Regions from separate parts of the Mus musculus genome. Here all the other regions are linked to region 3. A link is a loop called in an ENCODE intact Hi-C map of the cell type or tissue named here. Cell type or tissue: left cerebral cortex. All regions are shown on one strand. Region 1 overlaps Bcor (BCL6 interacting corepressor). Region 2 holds the start of Gm39494 (a long non-coding RNA gene). Region 3 holds the start of Mid1ip1 (Mid1 interacting protein 1 (gastrulation specific G12-like (zebrafish))). Region 4 has its middle 7.1 kb from the start of Gm39494.

Region 1 (5,000 bases), 1.3 Mb after region 3:
GATGTGAGGAGTCTGCAACAAAGGGATTGTCTTTCCCAGCACTCGCTCCCTGCTCAGAGCTCACTAGCCCCTTCTGCCCCTCCTTACAGCTCCCTGCCAAGGTCCCAGCAGGGAGAGGTAGCAGACCTGGCCAGAAACCCCCTCAGGCCTTCCAGAAACTGCCAGTTCTCCCCTTGGGCAGCCACCCTCCCCAAAGACCCTAGTTAACCCCTGGAACCCTGCGTTCTCACGGGAACTTCCAGAGTTCCGCTGCGGGAGCCTTCACTACTCCTTTGGTCTTCATCATCAAATTTCAAACAAAAATAAACTTTTGAGTGGGTTCAGGCGGAATTTGAGCCCTCAAGGGACATGCTCCCGAGCTTACCGGTAGAGTTAGGACTGCAAACCCTACCTTCACTTTGAGCTTCCTTCGGTCAGACTGTACCTCTGGACTCTCCCCTAAGCTGAGAGCTGAGTGTGGTGGTATACTGTAAAATAGGACAGGCACGGAGCCCTGGGTAGGGCAGACCCCAAGAGTCTACTAAAAGTGGGTTGCTGGGCATCCATCCTCTACCCGAGGCAGAATCCCAGCTATGGGGATCAGATTTACCACCGCTCCCAACCCAAGGACAGGGATGGCTATTTCCCCCTCCCTTCTACAGGAATGGCCAGAGACTCCCTTCCCTGCCTTTTGTTCTTTCCGATTACCTCAGGCTGCGCCAGATAAACTAGTCAGTGAACTATATCTGCATCCAAAGCGCACTGGGGTGAATTTGGAAGCAAGAGGTCCTTGAAAAGGAGGTGGACCCAGCACCAGCACCCAGAACTTAGGAAGAAAGCCAGCACTCCTTTTCACATCCCATCCCCCTCCACCACCACCCCGCCCCGCCCCGCCCCGCCCCCACCTAACACTTGATCCAGCCTAACAGAGTTCTGTCCCCCACTGGGGAATCCACACAACCTAGAGAGGAATCCTAAATAAATGGCCCATGTCAATCAAGGCCGTAGTAGTACTCGGCTAAGTAGTGGAGTACTTAGTTTCCACTAAGGCTTTGTATAAACTAAACACATTTGCTACAGAAAGTAACAAGTTATACAAAAGGCTATCCTTAGGAAACACAAAGAAACTTTTTAAGGAAGTAAGGCGCAACATGCAAGGGTCCTGAAATCTGCATGCACGCTTCTTGTAGACTGTGCAGAGCCTGGACGTCCTGGGAAGGCTGGGGGGCTGGGATGGGCAGGAGAGCCAGATTCATGGTCTTTACAAGGAACAATAAGAATTCCAGGTCTGCTACTCAGCCTTGGAACTCAAAGCACCCCAAAACAAAGCCATATAGATGGGGACCCACGAATTTTTGTGGCTGTTCAGAGCTTAATTACTCTTTCTTGATCCATGGGACTAGACACGACACCGCCAAGGTTAAAATGCCCCAACAGCGCCAAGCAGATGTGAGCGAGCTGGCAGACGCGCAAATGAGGCCTGCCTGAGAGCACGATACCAAGTGACTAATACATTGCATATCGTTGAAAGAAAATTATTTTTCTCTAATTTGCATTTGCTTGGGGGGAAAAAAAGCCAACAGAGTCCCTCCTTACAAGCATGAGTCTAATCCTGGAAATACAGCCCGGCTGCTTTAAGGGAGCTGGAAGGAAGGAAAGACTGCCAGTGTTTTGGCGTTACAGGCTTGTTTATCTTTCCGCCTTTCCTCCAAGGCGAAACTCGTTTTGCAAGCAACATTCCTACAGAAAATGGCACACGTCATAAAAAGAGACCAATTTATAGAACTGGCACCGAAGTTCATGTATCACTCCAGAAGCATCTCCCAGCTCCCCGAGGGGAATATGTAGAAAGAAGTCCTACCTGGGGGGTGGGGAGTTTCTAGACTCAGACAGCCTGTCGGCTGGCCACACAAGGGCCAAAGTAACCCAGAAGGAGGCTGTAGAATTAAGTCAGCCTGAAAAGGTTTTCCATAGCCCGGGAACAGCCTTTCTATATCCTGGGAAGGCTCCTTTCGACCTCGGGACTCCTGAGGAGTTGGGGTGACCCTTTCCTCCCAGCTTGCCCCAGGCCACCCAAGAGACTGACCCAAGTTCTAGACTATATCTATGCATCCTATGCGATGCATCACCAGGATTGGACAGAGTGCTGGTCCTCACCATCACCTTTCTCCTGCTCTCCTATCACAGCACCCTAGTGCCCAGCGGGTGGTGCCTCTTCTACCAGGCCTTTGGAGGCTGTAGCTGAAGGCCGGTGTGCTCTGCCAGGGGGAGCTTATGAGACCGTGTGGCTCCAAGTCAACCTGCACCCCTTTCCCGGAAAATGCAAACGCCTTTGGATCCTGAACCCACACACTTGCATTTCCACCCTGAAGAACAGTGGCCAGAACACAGCCGCGCCTCTCTCTAACTTATCTGAATAGAGCCATTGCAAAGGAAGAACAGCCTTCAGAGCCTGCGGGATCCCCAGAAGGCCTTCACTTAATTCTTCCCGACAAGCTTTATTTGGGGCTGCTGGTTGTTTTCCCGAATCTTGCAAACTCTGCCGCAAGCAGCTGAGGACCCAGGTTCATGGATCTTGGCCAAACCCCTCTAGACAGTGACACTCCGGGCCCCACCCCCACCTTCCCCAGGCCTTCTCCTGACACCTCGGTCTAACAAGATCCCTCAACCACAACATATAAACCCTCCCACACCCCTACCCCACCCTTTGGGCAGTCCTTAAGGTGCATGCTGGGGATGTGACTGGTGACGGGATGTGACCCAGCTTTCTCTCATCCGAAAGCGCCAGCCACAAAGTGGTGGCCACCTCTGCAGCTCCTCCACGGGGCCTGCCTGCATAGTGCGCGCTTTGTGTGAGTGCTGAGGAGGCGCAGCGCGGCTCGCGCGCCAACAGCTGTCACATTATTTGCACTCGCTGTAAACAGCCTTCACATTCCCCCCTTACCACATAGTTAAAGCCAGACTAACAATCCACAGTTAGAGATCAAACCAACAACAGCAGCATTGTGTCTGCCTTCGCCTTCGCACCAAGACCAGCAGCTGGCAGCTTTCTCCGGAACAAGGGACCCTGGCTCCCCCCCACACCCCACCCCTCCGGGCTCTATCCAAGGCCAGCCAAGGAAGCGTGCGTTTCTCGGTGCAGTTTGTTAAGCCCAAGAGCACCGCCATTTCGCAGTGATTTCGCTGTGGTTTATCAGCCCTCTCCCAGAGTTTGTGCCTCTGGTAGAGTCTGGAGGCGCTGGATGGGAAGAGATGGCTGCTCACGCTACTTGGCCACTGGACAAAGTGGGTAGGCTGGGGCTGTGATAGAGAGGCCTGCAGCCCCCCGAGGTTGTCACAGAGGCTGGACATGTCTGCAGTTCTGTGCAGGGCCACAGAGGTCCGCCTCTGGTCTTTCAGAAATTGCCCAACTCATTGAATACTTACTGGTCGCCCCACTGATCAAAATGTCTCCTTTATGCTTTTTGGTTAAGTTGAACATTTCCATAATCGTCATTATTAGCGCAAATTACACGCCTAATCGGTCCTTAAATAGATTTTAATTAAATAATCATACAAGGCTCATTTTATGACTTAAGAAAGGCATTACTTTTCGTTAGAAACTTTCCACCAGGATATAGAATAACGACAGACAAATACTCATTCTTTGAAGATCACTAATAACCAAGGGGCAGAGTAGCCAGGAGTAGACCCTGATTTACCTTCCACGTAGACTATGGGAGCAGACACATTCTAGAAGCCCAAAAACACTCCTAGGATAGGAAGGGAGCTCTCTCCTCAGTACTACTTTTGGCTCCTTGCTGGCCAGTAGAGATAGACTGCCTGTCCATCGGGAGATCTCTAGTGGGTTTGTAGACCACTTTCCCCCACCCCCACCCATCTTCCACCCAGGCACTGTGGAAAGCGGGCAGTCTGGGCTTGTTAAATGCTGTGTAAAATGCTGTTAATAAAATAATAAATACAAAGGAAGGAGACTGCTGGGTCCATGGATGTTTTGACTGGAAATGCCTTGGCACTTGTCATGTGTTTATGGGAGGGCAGACAACTCCAAGGATTTACATAGTTTGAACACTTTTGTACTTCATTTATCCTTTCCTAAAAATGACGTAGGTCTCAAGCTATTTCAAGTTTGCATTTGTACAGAACTGTGAAATGCCTAGGAGTTTCTCCAATTAAATCAAGTTTGTTTTTTTTTTTTTTTAAATCAGACTCAAAGCTGGAACACACTCTTGCCCGTCCGTCCGTCTCCACCCTCAGCCTCTCGGAGACTGGAGAAAACAAACAGACCCTCCAAAACAACCCTGGGTCCTCGAGCTCCGCACCTCTGCCCCCTCATGAGGGGGCCCCCTTCAAAGGTTACAGAGCCTTCAGATTCCAGGCAGCTGGGCTCCACGCTGCAGCCACCACCAGTCAGGAGCACCCTGCCCATATACTACCTCTAACTAGTGAGCTAAATCAGGGGGTGGGGTGGAGGTGTGGGGGGGGGTGCTGGCCTGGTAAAATCCACTGCTCCACTGTTCACAAACCAACGTCAGCAAAGGCCGCAAGGCTTTCTTCAGAGGGACCAGAGATTCATGCCTACTGAAGCTCTTTCAGCACAAAGGCTTTTAGGGAAAGAAGGGGGGGAGCTCCTGTTTCAGAGCAGGCATCCCCTGAGAGTCAAGAACCAAGTGTAGCTTCAATCAAAAGCTGACTTCCCCTCTGGGAGTCGAAGAGGGAACCTGATCACAGTAGCTTACTACCGGCCTGGATCCATACAGGTCTGGTTTTCTTCTCGTGCTAGTAATTTCTTTTAAATACATATCGATATAAAAGAAGCAGTCTCTGGCTGACTTTATTGAAAACCACAGTGAGCCTTCATAACATCCGGACCTAATCCCTATCACGCCACAGCACCTCTGGCTGCTGTAGCAGCCATTCCTGCACCTCTTCCAGCTAGGTCCTCTCCAGCAGCCCTGTCCCCTCCTCTGAAATAATGACTGGAAAACGTGCCAAATGGCACCTAGATACCAGTTCTGGAA
Region 2 (5,000 bases), 270 kb after region 3:
TCATGGATACATCAGCAGTCCAGTTCGCTAGAGTTGGGACAGAAAACACGAATCAGCAGCTGTGGCAGGACCTAACAGAGACAGCCAGGTCTCTGCCTGAGCTCAAGTGAACAGGAGGGATCAGCAGGAATACCAGGAGAAGGTCTCAGTTATGCCTCTCTCAGAGAAGAGAAGATCAGCTAAGACCTACAAGCTCTGCACAGCTAGCTGTAACAGAAAGCCAAGTTCTGTCTGTCACTTCGTGGAGTCCTATTTATACCTTCCGAACATCATGTGTCCTCCACGGGCCTTGCCTTAGCCCAGCTTTTGCCTTAGCACATACATCCAACTAATCATCCCCAGTTTGCAGCCCTGACAAATGCAGCTCAACTATGCAATGCAAGGCAGACCAATACTTGCGTGTTGTTAGCAAACAGTCTTTCATAATGTGTCCTTTCATGTGTGCTTGCCTTAGCAGAGCATCCTCTCTCCTGTGCCTGCTTCAGCAAAATGTTCCTTCATGAGTCTGCCTTAGTCTTTCACACCCATGTCCACTTTAAGGAGATGTTCCTTCACGTGTTTCCCTAGCAAAACACCATCCAACCGACTTTCCAAAGAAGCCTTACGTGTCCACATCAACGGAATACCCAGATAGGGGAAGGAAAGGACCCTAAAAGGAAAACAGGCAATGCTAAGGCAGAATCAAGTCTGTCACAGGTTTTCTCTAGACAGTTCAAGCCATGTAAGGGCCACCTAGAGGAACACCACACACTAGGCACAGTCATGGTGAAGGAGAGTTGCTAGTTTTCACCATAAACAAGTCTCTGCACTTAGCAGAGTGTCTGGTTCATGGAGACAGGGAACGGATACATCAAAACTCGAGCTAGGAGTGATGTGGCCCTCAGAGGACAGTAGCTTCACAAGGGAGGCTGCTGCAGTTGAGCCCAGGGCAGTTCTCCCTCTGGGTGAGAGGGTGCACCTTTGTTCCACGCTCTGTCTAAGAGCAACACAGAATGAGCCATCTGAGTAGATGACCCCTGGAGGCTGGTGAACAGAAGTCACTGTTGCCTACCATGATGAAAATGAACACACATTTGTGCAAAATAGCAATCTTCATTCAGGGCAAGGATACGGTAGGGAAATGGGTGCTGGCTCTAAATCTATCTTTGTCTGTGGATGCTAAAACCGTCCTCCTTCTTGCTCCTTCAGCTAATTGGTCACCTATCCCTAATGTGATATTTGTTATATTAATCTGTTACTGAAATTGTTTCTGGGCACTCTTCAGACCAAGACCAGAATCACTAGATTTTGCTCACTTCATGGGGCCTCTTTTGATGACACAGAGCCTCTAGACTAGGCGACCATCAGACTTTGCTGCATGCTTACCTCAGATACATTTTGTTTTAATGTTTGCCAGGAGGTGATAGCGAGGAATTCCTGTCAGAGGCTCTTTCTGATGGCAGTATCCCTGGCCACCGTCTTTTTTCAGGTACCACAAACTCCTGTTAGGAGATAATGATACCACTAAACTAGGTAACAACAAGCCATGATGCAATATTACTGGAGCAAACTGTCTAATACAAGGGCCTCCACCCAATATCCAGGAAGGAGGAAGCCATGCCAGAAGAGTGACGGTAGATGCCCCTGGGCCAGGACTAGACCTTTAAGGGTTTGTGTTCAGGGATTCTGTCTGGGTATTTCTGTTTTTGTAAATTTCACAAACCAAAGTGAACTCTTAAGAATGGAACTCAAAGTCAGGGCTCCCCCCCCCTTCTCTATAGCACAGGCAGTGGAAGGGGGAGGCAGGTACATACCTGAACCCACAAGTCTGCCCTTTGATTTTTCAGGAGGTATTTGAATAAGTGGAATGGATTCCAGAAGGAAGCTGCTCTCAGACATGCCCCACCCTCTGAATTCCCCTGATTTGTAATTCCTTCGCCCAAAGGTACAGCCAAAAGAGGTGTCTTAGGCTGAGTTTACTGTAGAGCAAAATTTGCGTCAGAGATTTGCATGCAAGAAATTTGTTGGTATCACCCTCAAGAGCCACATCTATAAAGGAGGGAAGGCAGGCGGCAGGATGGGGCAGAGAGAACTTAAAATGTAATGCTGTGGCAGGGGCCTCAGCTGACACCTCAGGGAACTCTAGCACTGACGTGTCTGCGGAATCCCCCCAAACAAAGGATGTGGGCTTTAGTAATTCGTCCCATCCAGATGGAGGAGGTATGACCTTGGACAAAAGGTCCTTTCAGGTGAAAGCAGATCCCAGAGAGGGACTGAGTAGGGGACAGAGAGAGTATGTAAAAAGGCCCCTGGAACAGCACAGCATCAGCCACAAGAAGCCAGAAATGCAAACACCTGCGAGAGCAGCTGTCTGGTTCCTTCAGATAACAAGGACTGAAGGCTCGCTTTCAGATCCTTCTGGATAACGTTTGGCTATGGGTCATGGAAGGGGATCTGAGCTTGACAGGAACAGAACCAAGGTCTCAGATGAGAAAAGAGCCAAGGGAGAGGAATGTGGCCTCAGACTCCACTCAGTAGGCATAAGCTTGCCTGGGACTAATTGTGCAAAGAGCTCCTTCACTCCCCCACCCGCCACCCGCTGGCCTTGAAGTGTCCAGATGTCCTATAAAGCAAACCTTGCTTTCTGTGCGACTGTAGGCAGAAATCGGCAGCTCTTTCTGTTTTCTTCCCCTTTGGCAAATGAAAACTGGGCCGGCCACATTCAAGGGCTCATTCAAACACAGCTTCTATAAATCCATTCAGGGTTGCCTTTCTCTTTAAAAGCAAATCAGGAGGTGGGGTGCTTTGGGGAATGGCTGAGTGGTAAGACAATGCTTCCAGAGTGTGAGGACCCAAATTGTAAAAGGCTGGACATGGGTGTAGTTGGCTTTTGCCCCGGTATTGGGAGGCGGAGACAGGCACGTTTCAAGAACTGTCTAACCAGCAAGCCTATATGAGAAAAGGCGCTTCCAGTTCTGTCTCAAGAAACAATAGATGAAGAAGACACGTGACGTCTTGCTCTGGTCTCTGAATGCTTGCTCCCTGCTGGGCATACCCACTCTCTCACATACATACACCACATACACACAACCCCGCAACACACACGCACACTCAAAGTGGCTCCATATTTTCTAAGCGGATTTTTATCAAATCCTTCTCTGTAGGCAGCTCCTGTCCCTCGTGAAGTCCTGTCAGCACTGTGAGCCAGTGCCGGAAAAAGCCTACCAGACATGCGCCTGGAGACATTTGCATTTGAGTGAAAGGGCTGATGGTCTTGGTCTCACAGTGAGGCTTTTCTGGGGTGGAAAGTGAAGTGGCAGCGGGAAGCAGACCGCGACCTAATTAGTAGTTTGCTCTCTGAGGCTGGCCTCCTTTTTGCGAAAGCCAAGCCGACACTTGTACGTCCCTAAAGCAGCTCTTGCCTCTTCCCAGCCTGGCCAGGTGGGCTTAGAGCAGTGCCAGCCCAGCTGTTACCCCAGGCCAGATGCCCTCCTGGGAAGAAAGCGCCTCTCCCCTGCTTCCCACCCCCAGCTCTCCAAGTGGGCTTGGGAAAATAAGCAGTCCGCTCAGCATGAAATCCCCAGGGAAGGAGGAAAAAGAGATGGCAAAAAGCTTTCCGTATCTCTTGGGGGTTGGGCAGACTTGCTGCCTTGAGCAGAGCACAGAAAATGTGCGATGGGGGTGGAAGACACAGAGGGTCTCCCGTTGTGGCTAGTGGATGTAGCCCCCAACATCTCACACCTGTTGTTGTCTGCTGTGACCACATGTGCCAGTGACCCCCAGGAGCTCTAGATAAACAGGCAAGGAGTGTAATTAATCCATTGTTTAGCATTATTGGAGCTTACTGCTGTGCCGTTTCTTTCTGGCAGCTCTCCCAGGCAAGTAAGGGAGGTTCAGCGGCCTCCCTGATGGTTGTGCTGGACGCAGCAGCTCAGAGAGCAAGGAGCAGGAGGGAAGATTGAGACATCAGGACCAGGGAGGGCAGCCTCTTATTAAGGGAGCCAGACCGGTTGCTAGGGGTGAGGGAAAGACAACATCTAGCTCTCCTCCCCACTAGGAAGCAATGTCTATCTGTCTGACTCCTGCTGAGAAAGCCAGCTTCATGCGCCCTCTCCCTTCTTGGTCCTTAGAGACTGGCTGGGCTGTGAGCATAGCGTGGAGGATGTTTGCCCAGAGGCCTGATCTCGATCTGGTCTTTGTATTAGACAGGCCTGCTTCCTGCCACCTGGTTTCTCCCCTGGACTGTGTGAGTGGCTTTCTTCTCCCACCTCCCATTAGTGACCCAGTCTAAGCAAGGCTTTTAGCATCCTTCCTGTGAGCAAGGATCGATAGTGTCACAGCTCTGTTCAGAAGAATGGCTAATACAATTTCTCACTGAGTCTTCCCAAAAACTCTACGGCTAGATGTTCTCTTTACAGATCATAGTCGGAGTAAAAGGAGGCACAGAGACACCAAGGAATACAATCAAGGTAGCATAGCTTAAAAGTGATGAGGATGCTCTCTCAACAGAGTCTGGCTTCAGAGCCTGTGTGTGCTATGCAATGGTTTCCTGAAGTTGCGATGCTCAGCTCAATCACTGAGCACATTTGGAGCAAGATTTCCTGGTCTCTCCAGGAGGGCATTTCCATTTCTGCTATACAGGCTGAGATTACCTAGCAGAGAGCTGCAGCAGTCTGAATATGGTTTGTCGTTTCCAAAATGTGTGTTGAAATTTGTTTTCCAGCAGAACCATTTTGAAAACTGATGAGAACCTTAAGTAGTGTTTGAGTCATGGTACCTCCGTTCTCATGGACAGACACATGGCACTCTCACCGGACGAGGGCAGTCTCCTCAAGAACAGGTTATTATTGAAGCGATTTTCTGGCTTCTCCTTGGTCTTACTTTCTTTCTTACCACACGACCACTTGTGTTTTTCTCATTGTGAAATCAAACAGGCCAAACCCCTTATGAGATGCAGGCGCTATTCTCTTGCTTTTCCCAGCCTCCAAAAATGTGGCCGAAATAAGTCCCAATTCATCAAT
Region 3 (5,000 bases):
GCTCTTTTGCAACCCGGACACACAAGCATTCCGGTCATCCCACCCGGAGAGTGCGCGCCAAGCCCGCCCAGCCCGCGCGCGCCAGTCCGCCCTCTGGTTTGGACGGCGGCTCCTTGGGCTCAGTGCCTCGCCCTCCCTCCCCCAAACAGCTTGTTCTGGGTTTGGTGCTGGGGTGCGGCCGCTCCATCCTCCCAGCCCTACCCTGCCTTGCCCTGCTGGGCCGCCCTGCCTTAGCCCGGGTATCAGGCGAGAGGCGGAGCCACCCGGCGTGCCCCGCCCCCGCGGTAGAAAGGGTTGGGCGAGTGTTACTCGCGGTCAGGGCTGGGACCTTTTATCTGTGCTGCTGGAGGAGGTAGGAGGAGGAGACATCAGGGGTGGTCCTGGGCGCCTGGGACACCTTTCCCGGACTATAAATTGAGCACCTGGAATGGGCAGGGGGCCGGAGCAACCACAGTCGCCCTTACTCACAGTCCGATCAGTGACCGCAGCAGCGCCCTTGGGCAGCCACCGTCCGCAACGCAAGCACTGAGAACCAGGGGATTTCGCAGTGCAAGAGGTGGGTGTCCCCGCCCTTTGGCAGCCCGGGCTAATATGGTTGCTTTCGCTTAGGTTTTAGAAGGGAGAAACCAGAGAGTCCGGGATGGGGGAGATTTTTTTCTCCTTTTTTTTCAAAGGTCTTCTGCTAGTATTGGAGGAGGTGATACCGGCTGGTCCCAAGGAACCACCCTTGTGCCTTCTCTGGCCAGCCTTGGTCAGGGTGGGAGCATCGCGCGGACCGGATGCCGGGCATCCTAACCGGGTGGGTAATTTGTTCTTTTCGTCTCTGTCTCCCAAGCAGAAAAAGGCTAGACCCAGCCACCCACCGTCAATCCTGAGCCAAAGATAAGAGCAGCCGGGCCTCACGAAGGGCTGAGCTGAGAAAGAAGCAAGTTAGAGAGGGCGGAGAAGGATCTGGGAATCCCGTCACACCGGCTTCAAGCAGGCTCCCGGCATCAGCCTCTGAGAGCGCTTGAAGGCGGCATCGCCAGCGGTCTATCTCCGTGTACCAGCGTCCCTGTGTTTCCGCGCCCGCTCGGCCACCATGATGCAAATCTGCGACACATATAACCAGAAGCACTCGCTCTTTAACGCCATGAATCGCTTCATTGGCGCGGTGAACAACATGGACCAGACGGTGATGGTGCCCAGTCTGCTGCGCGACGTACCCCTGTCCGAGCCGGAGATAGACGAGGTCAGCGTGGAGGTAGGCGGCAGTGGCGGCTGCCTGGAGGAGCGCACGACCCCGGCCCCAAGCCCGGGCAGCGCCAATGAAAGCTTTTTCGCGCCCTCCCGGGACATGTACAGCCACTACGTGCTGCTCAAGTCCATCCGCAATGATATCGAGTGGGGAGTCCTGCACCAGCCTTCGTCTCCGCCGGCCGGGAGCGAGGAGAGCACCTGGAAGCCCAAGGACATCCTGGTGGGCCTGAGTCACTTGGAGAGCGCGGATGCGGGCGAGGAAGATCTGGAGCAGCAGTTCCACTACCACCTGCGCGGGCTGCACACCGTGCTCTCCAAACTCACCCGAAAAGCCAACATCCTCACCAATAGATACAAGCAGGAGATCGGCTTCAGTAATTGGGGCCACTGAGGCGGGGGCTGTCCCCGCTGCCCAGCACCCTCTCTCGGGTCGGCTCTACCACCCCTCTCTTTCCTCCAAGCTATTTTCTTCCTGGTTGTGGGGCGCGAAGGGCACACTGTAAAGTTGGGCTGTGTACTTGGTGGGGTTAGTGTGGAGAAGAGGGCCTCATCGCGAGAGCAGAGGAAAGTAGTCGCCAGAGAGGGGGGTTCAAAGACCCCCGGAGGGGGCCTACTCTGTGTTGGTGGGAATGGAACTGGGCCGATGTCCTTCATTCAGCCTGTGCCTTTCTTGGGGTTTCTTTTCTGTTTTTCTTTCCGGAAGAGAAGGGCCTGAGAAAGGGCCATGCCAGGGCACAGTGCTGGGTTGCCACACATGGGAGGGCAGCTTCTAGCCGGGTGCTTGGGGGAGGCGGGGCTCAGCCTCCTGCTGCCCTGCCTTGAGCTGCCAGAGGAGGCCTTGGCGTTGCTAGGATTGCGTCAGTTTTCCTGTTTGCACTATTTCTTTTTGTAACAGTGACCCTGTCTTAAGTCTTTCAGATCTCTTTGCTTTGAAACTTCGTCGATTCCATTGTGATAAGCGCACAAACAGCACTGTTGGTAACCGGTACTACTTTATTAATGATTTTCTGTTACACTGTACAGTAGTCCTGTGGCACCCTATCCCTTTCACGCCACCCCTCCCCCGCCCGTGTGTGTAAACTGGCGATGTGCCAGCTAGGATGAAGCTTGCCACTCGGCTAGCGAAAATAATTAACATTATTATGAGAAAGTGGATTTATCTAAAGTGGAACCAGCTGACATTATATCTGTATCGTATGGAGAATGATGAAGGGCTCCACTGTTGTTATATGTCTTGTTTATTTAAAACTTTTTTTAATCCAGATGTAGACTATATTCTAAAAAATAAAAACGCAGATGTGTTAACAAAACTGGACAAGTGTGTGTTGCTCTTTAATCCACCAATGAGTGGCCAAATCATTAAAAAGACGTGTCCTTTATTTCCCTGACATTAAGTGTTATTTTTCTCTGATATTTCCAGGTGGTGGCTAGTCATCTCTACAACTATTTCCTTTTGACAAGTAGCTACTAGGGAAGCTTTCTAACAGTTCATTTTCAAGATGGGATCAAATATCCCAAGAAGAAGTTAATAAATATTGCAAGGATCTGTGAAACTACATAGAGTGTCTTTCAGCCAATTTGGCTAGCTTATAGCAATATTTAGTTAGTGGAAGTGTTTTGAAGCCAAGACTCTAAATTTCCCTTGACTATGGAGAAGTGAAAAATTAACAACATCAAAAGAAAAAAAAATCCCATCTAATAGCAATGCACTCATCTTGCAGGTCTTTATATAAAAATATTATATGGAAATCATGGTCGATATTTTAAAAGGTTATAGCATAAATATAAGCAGTGCCCTTCATCAGGAGTCCCCAAGCATTGTCTAGATTTTCAGTGACCCATTCAGCATTTGTGGATAGCAGATCTGATCAAGGCTGCCCTAAGTCTCTTAGGAATGCTTTTTAAGATAGCATTCCTGGGAGAAGTCAGAACAGGTGAAACAACAGTCTGCATTTTCTTTATTTCATTGGGTTGGGGGATGCATGCCAGGTCAACCTCAGTTTTCACCAGAAGTCATGGGGCCATTCTTTAAACTCATAGGACCTGATTTTAAAATCCACACGACTTTGCAGCTTTTAAAAAATATCAATTGTGTGTGCACGCGTGTGCATACACATTACAGGCCAGGCCAGGCCAGTTCAAGTCCATTATCAGCACTTCGCAGCAGAAAAAAAAAATCGGGGAGGGGGGAGGGGGAGGTCTCCAGACTGGGATGCCTGCCTGTTGCCAGTGAAAGTTAATCGTTAATAAATGCAGATAAGCTAGCCAGCACCAAATGTCAGCTATACCCACATTTGTTTTCTCTTCCCTTTGAAATATCAAAGTGCAAATAAAAATTTTAAAGGCAACTCCAGAAGCAATGAGGGTAGAAAGAAACAAAGGCTGTGGCACTAGAAAATTGCCTGTTCCTCCGGATTGTAGCTAAATGTAATTGTCCTGGTACCACACTTGAAGTCCGGCATAGGACTTAAGATGCTTCCTGGGTTTGCAGTGGGGACAGGGATGCTGGTTACTTAGAAGATTCTTTAGGCCCCAGAGAAAATCGCTTTTAGGTTTCTCTCTTACTCTAAATGGATTTTGTGCCTCCATTTCCTTTCCTGCTCTGTATTCTTTATGAAAATAATGAGGCTTTGGCCAGATGTCTACTGCTGGAAGGAAACTATTATTTTAAGTAACATACAAAACTGATTCATCCATTTCCCCAAAGTCCTGAGGGAGAGCCTGATTAAAATCAAGAGAGAAAGTGATGGTAAGAGCTTTATGGGACACTAACTGAACCGTATATTCAGAAAAGGCTGGCAGAAGAATAAACTGGCAAAAGTACTAATTTCATTTTTTTTATTTTTAAATATTTTTATATAAGCATGTGTATATAAGCATATGCATATATGCTAATGAGTCTCAACTAATATTACTATGATTTGCTGTTAAAGAACATTTGATAACAATTTTCTACACAAGATCTCACACTGTGATCTTTTGAGAACCTGGTTTTGCCCACCAGTTTGCAGCTTTGCTCCTGTGGAGAGTTTCATGTTTTGCATTTGTCTCTTCCTTAGCAAGCTGCCTGATGTATTCCTATCCCTGGTATCAGAGAAAAAATTGAAAGTTTGGCTGATTTGCATATGCTTCCTTGTTTTACTTTTTGTTTTGAACAGAAATCATTCTTTTTTTTTTTAATTTTGCAATCACTGTTTAATATGAATTAGGGTTAGACTGTACTCTGGGAGAAAGGCCCCTTGGTCTTGCAAACTTTATATGCCCCAGTACAGGGGAATGCCAGGGCCAAGAAGTGGGAGTGGGTGGGTAAGGGAGCAGGGTGGGGGGAGGGTATAGGGGACTTTCAGGATAGCATTTGTAATGTAAATGAAGAAAATACCTAATAAAAATTGGAAAAAAAGAATAAGATAGCATTTAAATAAATACAAATGAAGCCAAAATCAATCAACATTTCAGAAGAGCTGGCAAAGTAGGGGTCAAAAATCATTCTTAACTAGTGTTTTCTGTCCTCTTTCTCTACCTTTCACGGCTCCATCTCTCCCTGTCTTAGTTTAATATCCCCAACATTTTCTTTTTCGTTTTTTGTTTTGTTTTTTTTTCAAGACAGGGTTTCTCTGTGTAGTCCTGGCTGTCCTGGGACTCACTCTGTAGACCAAGATGGCCTTGAACTCAGAAATCCGCCTGCCTTTGCCTTCCAAGTGCTGGGATTAAAGGTGTGCGCCCCCACTGCCCGGCCTCCCTAGCATTTTCTTAAATGTTTA
Region 4 (5,000 bases), 270 kb after region 3:
GGGCAATACTAAACTTTTACATCCTGTTAGCACATGGGATGTACAAGTTGCTTGGAAAGGTGTGAAGAATTTGTGTTCCCCTGTCAGAAGCAATTCAACCCAGCATTATCTGAAAAAGGGCTTTGATTTCTTTTCTGTGTTATTGAAATATTCTTGAATCAGATAGGAGCAGGGAAGGTCTAGTTACACAAGAACTAGACATTAAGTTCAAAGTGAAAGATGATTGATCTAGAAAGATGGCAGCCAAGGGTATGTAGTAGCTGTCTTACCCTGGGTCACATTTTAACAATTTCCTCCTGATACACTCAGGCTTGTTGATCAAATGGAAACATATATCCTTAGAGATTGAAACAAAAGAAAATACAAACAAACAACAACAAAACCCACCTAGCAAAACTTTAGTCTTAGTTAGGATTAGAACCCAAATCTTTCTGTGGCCAAAGCCTGTTCACTGTGTTGTGATTCTGTTCTGGCTGTTGGCCTGGGGGTTGGGAGGTAGGAGAGTTAGAAATTATGAGGTAAGTGCTGATTCCCATGTGGCCTTGAGCAAATAATTTGCTCTGCTAAATAAGCAGTTCTTTCTGCGAAATGGTATAAATCAATGTGATTTACACATGCTCTATTATTGCCATAAGGATAAAGTGAGCGAATAGATGGACAGGTGTTTTAGAAGCAGATAAGAGTAACTCAAATATAATTTATAGTCATTTATTGATGACGATGATGATGATCACCATCATCATCATGACGACGGTGATGATGATACCTGCATCACCAAAGACATCTCAAAGGATGCTCTTTAGCATGAGGATAGTCATGGACTGTACACAGAATTTGGTGTCTGAGAAGCTGGGGCTTGCCTAGTAGAAGGATGACTCCAGGTACCAGGGAACCTGGCAGTATATATTGAGAGGAAATGAAGGCATGTTTAAGTATTATGACTTTATCTGAGGGATCATCAGAGTCAGAAGCCATCAAGAGAGCAAAGGGGAGGGCAGGGAGGATCCAGATGGGATTGTGGAACTGAGCCACAGTGAGATCTTAGTATCTTAGCTGTTGGGTTTAGATCATATTTTTGAATTATGAGCAAGCAGCCTTATGCCAAAACCATCTGGGTCTGCTCTGGGACAGGCTTCCAGCTGCACAAGAATGGAGGTAGGGTCTTCAAATATTTATGGGCTTCAGACGCAGGGCCTCTGGAGCTCCAGGAGGTGAAAGCACATTCCAGATGCATAAAGGCTGACTATCAGTATGGGCTACACCACAGGAGGCTCTGGTTCAAACATCCCCAGTTGAGCCTGACTTGCTACAGATGCAGGCTAGAAGAGCCTGGAAGCCTCAGGATAAGGAGGTTTCAGAGCGAGCAGGCTTTGTGTGAAATAACCCAGAGAGATCCTGACTCCATGGGTGTGTTTAAGGTGGCTACAGTGCTCCCTTGTGGGAAGATGAGTGGGGCTGTCTGTTGGGCCTTTTTATGTGTTTAAATGTTGAACTCCTCAGGGTGAAAGAAATAGGTTATCGTTGTTGCCAAAGGTGTTGGTAGTCCTTTCACCATCTCATTCGTTGTTTTGTTATACAAGAAGCAGTTTGTTCCAAGTGGCTGGGATGGCAGCAATGCCTTTGGCCAGGAACCTTGGTCTGAAGACTTTAGGCAGAGTTTACAATGGACTGACTGTAAAATAAAGTATAAAAAGGCCACAGTCCACGAAAGGTAAGTAAGCAAAGAAGGGGTCCTTTTGTGTTTTCCAACCCACCTGGGGCTTCTCAGATGTGACTTGGCTCTACCTATGACTCTGATAAGGAAGGTGTCCCTTCTCTAGACACGTTATCTCCTCTCTTTTTACACCAGCCTTTTGAAGCTGGGAGAGCTGCACTGGCCCTGGAGAGGCCATGAGGGGACAGCTTGCAGGAGACAAGGCAGGGGGAGTAAGGCCTTTTGTGATTTTGTTTGAGCTGGACTGCTGGCAGGCAGAATGGACAAGACAGTTAAGTGACCTAGGATGATAGCCAGGTCACTGAGAATGACGTTTCTTCTCGCATCAGAAACAAATGTCTCCAGGTAGCCTTGATCAGCAAGGAAGGGGTATTTCGCTTGTGTTTAAATGTAGAAGATCAGCTTTTGTCCAAAAGCACGAGATATTTGAAGCTCTCAAATACCTTCTGTGCAAGACACGGCACAGACTCCAAATAAACAAGCAACATTCTGAAACTTCGACACAGACCGTTTCCTTGATCGTACTGATGATGATCGCTGAAGAATGACGGGGAGATGAGCTGCTTTTTCTCTTCCGGAATGCAGGCTATGTCTCCATTGTACCTGTATTGTACCTGTATGTGTATTCTACCTTGAAAGTTACATGAAAATGGTACAACAGCTATAACTTCAATGTGTCATTACCTTAGGCAATGTGTCATAACCTTAAACAGAGCTTATTCAATGGCAGTGGCATTGAGAAACTGTTGACAACATTCTACTGCTTAGGTCCTCAGTTGGTTTGCAGCTCTTTCTTCTAAGGAACTCTATTCCTAAAGTATATAATGTGGTACATCCTTATAGTAAATTTCTCTCCATGCAGAGTTGATTCCTGGTGTTTCTAGTTGAAGAAACCTTGTTGCGTGAAATATAAAAAAAAAAAAAAAAAAGCATCCCACGCTATGGCTGGCTAGGCACCAGCAGACAGGCTGACCTGTTCTCAGCCCAGCAGATTATGACTCAGCTCTGAAATTGCTCTATCCTCCTAGCTCACTAAGTTCCCATGGCTGGCTGTTGCCACATATGCCCCACGCTTCCAAATTCCCATGGCTGGCTGGGGTGTGCTCTTGCACACTACGCTCTGCTGCCATACCTTCCTCTGGAACCCAGTTGAATCGCAGTGTGAAGGAAAACACCGCAAAATCTTAGTTTAGAATCAACAGGTAACACAACCGCTGGGTGCAGAACCTAGCATCCTAAATTTGTAAGCTAATCTATGTTAAAAATTCTTGAGAAGTGGGTCCTGGTGGATCTGCCACTCAAACCTCTGCCTCTGGCTGACTATATTCTGTCTGCTTCCCTAGTTTGCTGCCCAAAAGGGCCATTCCTTTTCCTGCCTTCCCTCTTCCACTTTCTGACCCGGAAGTCCTGCCTACTTGCCCAGTGATGGCTCCCTTGTCATCTTTATTCATTAGGGGAAAGTTCTGCCACAAACCCTAACTGAGATTCTAATTTACGTTGCTTCCTTTCACTCATTTATGGTTTCTTCAGCCCCACCATCGGCCAGGCATAAATGCCATTTCTTAAAAACATTCAAAGACTAAAGAATCTAATAAGGAGAAAGAAACAAACTGAAGTGCAACATGGAAGAGTTAGGTGAGTTCTAATAAAGCAGAGGAGGTGTGAACTCAGAGAACGCTTCCCAAAGAGAAAATGCTTTAGTTTCATTTTGATGGATGAGTGAGGTCAGTCCAGGAGCAGAACAGTGAGTGAAGAGGCAGATGCAAGACACTTCTGAGATATCTCTATCATATAACCTTAGGCAATCTGGAAAGGCCTACTGGATTCTGTTCTGAGAAATGCATGAAGAGGATGGAAATTAGACACCAGACTGGGGATGTATACAGTAGTCCCTTTCTATGATATAAACCATAGTTTCATTTTTCACAGTTTCAGTTACCTGCCATAGTCTGAAATTATAAGGTAGAAAATTCTAGAAATAAGAAATCCATGTTTTCAATAGTCTGTTGTTTTAAATACATATAATGAGATCTTGCACAGTGCTATGTCACCTGGGGTTTAAGTTACCCTTTGTTCTGTGTATCCTCTTACCCATGTGTTCTGGTAAATCTTTACTACCAACTTGAGGGCATTCTAAAGCACTTAGAGATAACCTCTGAGCATGCCTGGGAGGGCATTTCTGGGAAGGTTTAACCAAAGAGACAGGGGGCATTATGAATGTGAGCTGGAATGACAAAAAACATCAAAGTGAATTGAGCATCATCATTCATCTCCTTCTACTTCCTGATTGTGGATGCAAGTGGACCAGTTGCCCCTCATCCAACTGCTGGGAGCACCACACCTTCTGTTCCACGATGGAGTTGTAAGCTTAAATATAGTTTAACTTTGTTTGGTTAAATTGTTTTTCCCAAGTATTTTGTCAAACAGTGAGGGGAAAATATTAACTAATATGTTATCCATTAGTCTCTAAATAGTTGTCTCAATCATTGATTAACAGCCTCAGTATCCTAGTGTTTATTTCCAAGTAAACTTTATTTAGTACATAGGATGGTATTTTTCTATTTTATTTTTAGTCATTAAAATCAATCTCTTCCTATACCAATTTATACACTAAACTCTATGTAAGGCATATATATTCCTTGTTGCATCCACTGAGGATCTTGGAATGGATCTTGGAATATATCTCCATGAATAAAATATTCTATATCGGTGATTAGCCAACTAGAGTTATAGATGGTTGTAATCTGCCACATGGGTTCCAGAAATTGAACCCAGGTCTTCAGGAGGGTCAACCAGTGCTCTTAAACACCAAGCCATCTCTCTAACCCCTCTGATCATATCATTTCTTTCATGGTTAAAAACCTTTTCATGATTTCTCTTGGCTTTCAGGAAAATAGTTCAAATTAACCTGTTAATCATATAAAGCTTTTAAATCTGACTCCTTATATCTTTTGTGTTAGCAGGAAGGGACACGTTTTGTTTGCTTGTTTCCTTATATTTTACTTTGAAAAATGTCAAGCTTGAAGAAAAGTTAAAAGAAGAGTAAAATGAATGTCTATACATTTCCTCTAGATGATTGGTTGCTACCCTTTTGCTAGATTCTCTCTCTCTCTCAATCTCTCTCTCTCTCTCTCTCATTTTCCATGTGGCCACACACACACACACACACTCCTGTACCATATGAAAGTTGTAGATATGACATCATTCTGATACATATATTGATGTATAGGCACTTTCCTACAGAACTGCAAAGAGCTCAGCTTTGTAGAATAGTGCCAGCATACTT

What was found. Peaks named below come from ENCODE experiments on the same cell type or tissue, not always from the same donor. Only the 100,000 strongest peaks of a DNase experiment are listed, where the experiment ranks them.
Region 1: a loop joins it to region 3, with 3.0 times the contacts of the local background. A loop is called at or near these places in 2 of 42 quality-filtered maps.
Region 2: a loop joins it to region 3, with 7 times the contacts of the local background. A loop is called at or near these places in 7 of 42 quality-filtered maps.
Region 4: it touches region 3 in a loop (2.8-fold over the local background); 11 of 42 quality-filtered maps call a loop at or near these places.

What each region holds. Positions count from the first base shown.
Region 1 is chrX:12,066,598-12,071,597 of GRCm38, forward strand. The region is part of intron 1 of Bcor (BCL6 interacting corepressor); the gene reads right to left. Among named protein-coding and RNA genes, the nearest start is that of Bcor, 11 kb to the right of the region's middle. In left cerebral cortex, no CTCF peak of the experiment used is centred here; DNase peaks (open chromatin) are centred at 1,533, 2,893, 4,363 and 4,583.
Region 2 is chrX:10,989,228-10,994,227 of GRCm38, forward strand. Gm39494 (a long non-coding RNA gene) reads right to left here and starts at 2,730. Exons shown (of 3, transcript XR_878055.1): 1 at 2,616-2,730; 2 at 1,366-1,481; 3 at 1-27. In left cerebral cortex, no CTCF peak of the experiment used is centred here; DNase peaks (open chromatin) are centred at 2,634, 2,762 and 3,347; H3K4me3 peaks cover 974 bases; H3K27ac peaks cover 1,275 bases.
Region 3 is chrX:10,717,149-10,722,148 of GRCm38, forward strand. Mid1ip1 (Mid1 interacting protein 1 (gastrulation specific G12-like (zebrafish))) reads left to right here and starts at 217. Exons shown (of 2, transcript NM_026524.4): 1 at 217-556; 2 at 839-2,554. The coding sequence starts at 1,082. The coding sequence ends at 1,630. In left cerebral cortex, a CTCF peak has its summit at 2,057; DNase peaks (open chromatin) are centred at 252, 1,090, 1,501, 2,051 and 1 more place; H3K4me3 peaks cover 3,021 bases; H3K27ac peaks cover 2,362 bases.
Region 4 is chrX:10,982,353-10,987,352 of GRCm38, forward strand. No RefSeq gene overlaps it. Among named protein-coding and RNA genes, the nearest start is that of Gm39494, 7.1 kb to the right of the region's middle. In left cerebral cortex, no CTCF peak of the experiment used is centred here; a DNase peak (open chromatin) is centred at 2,699.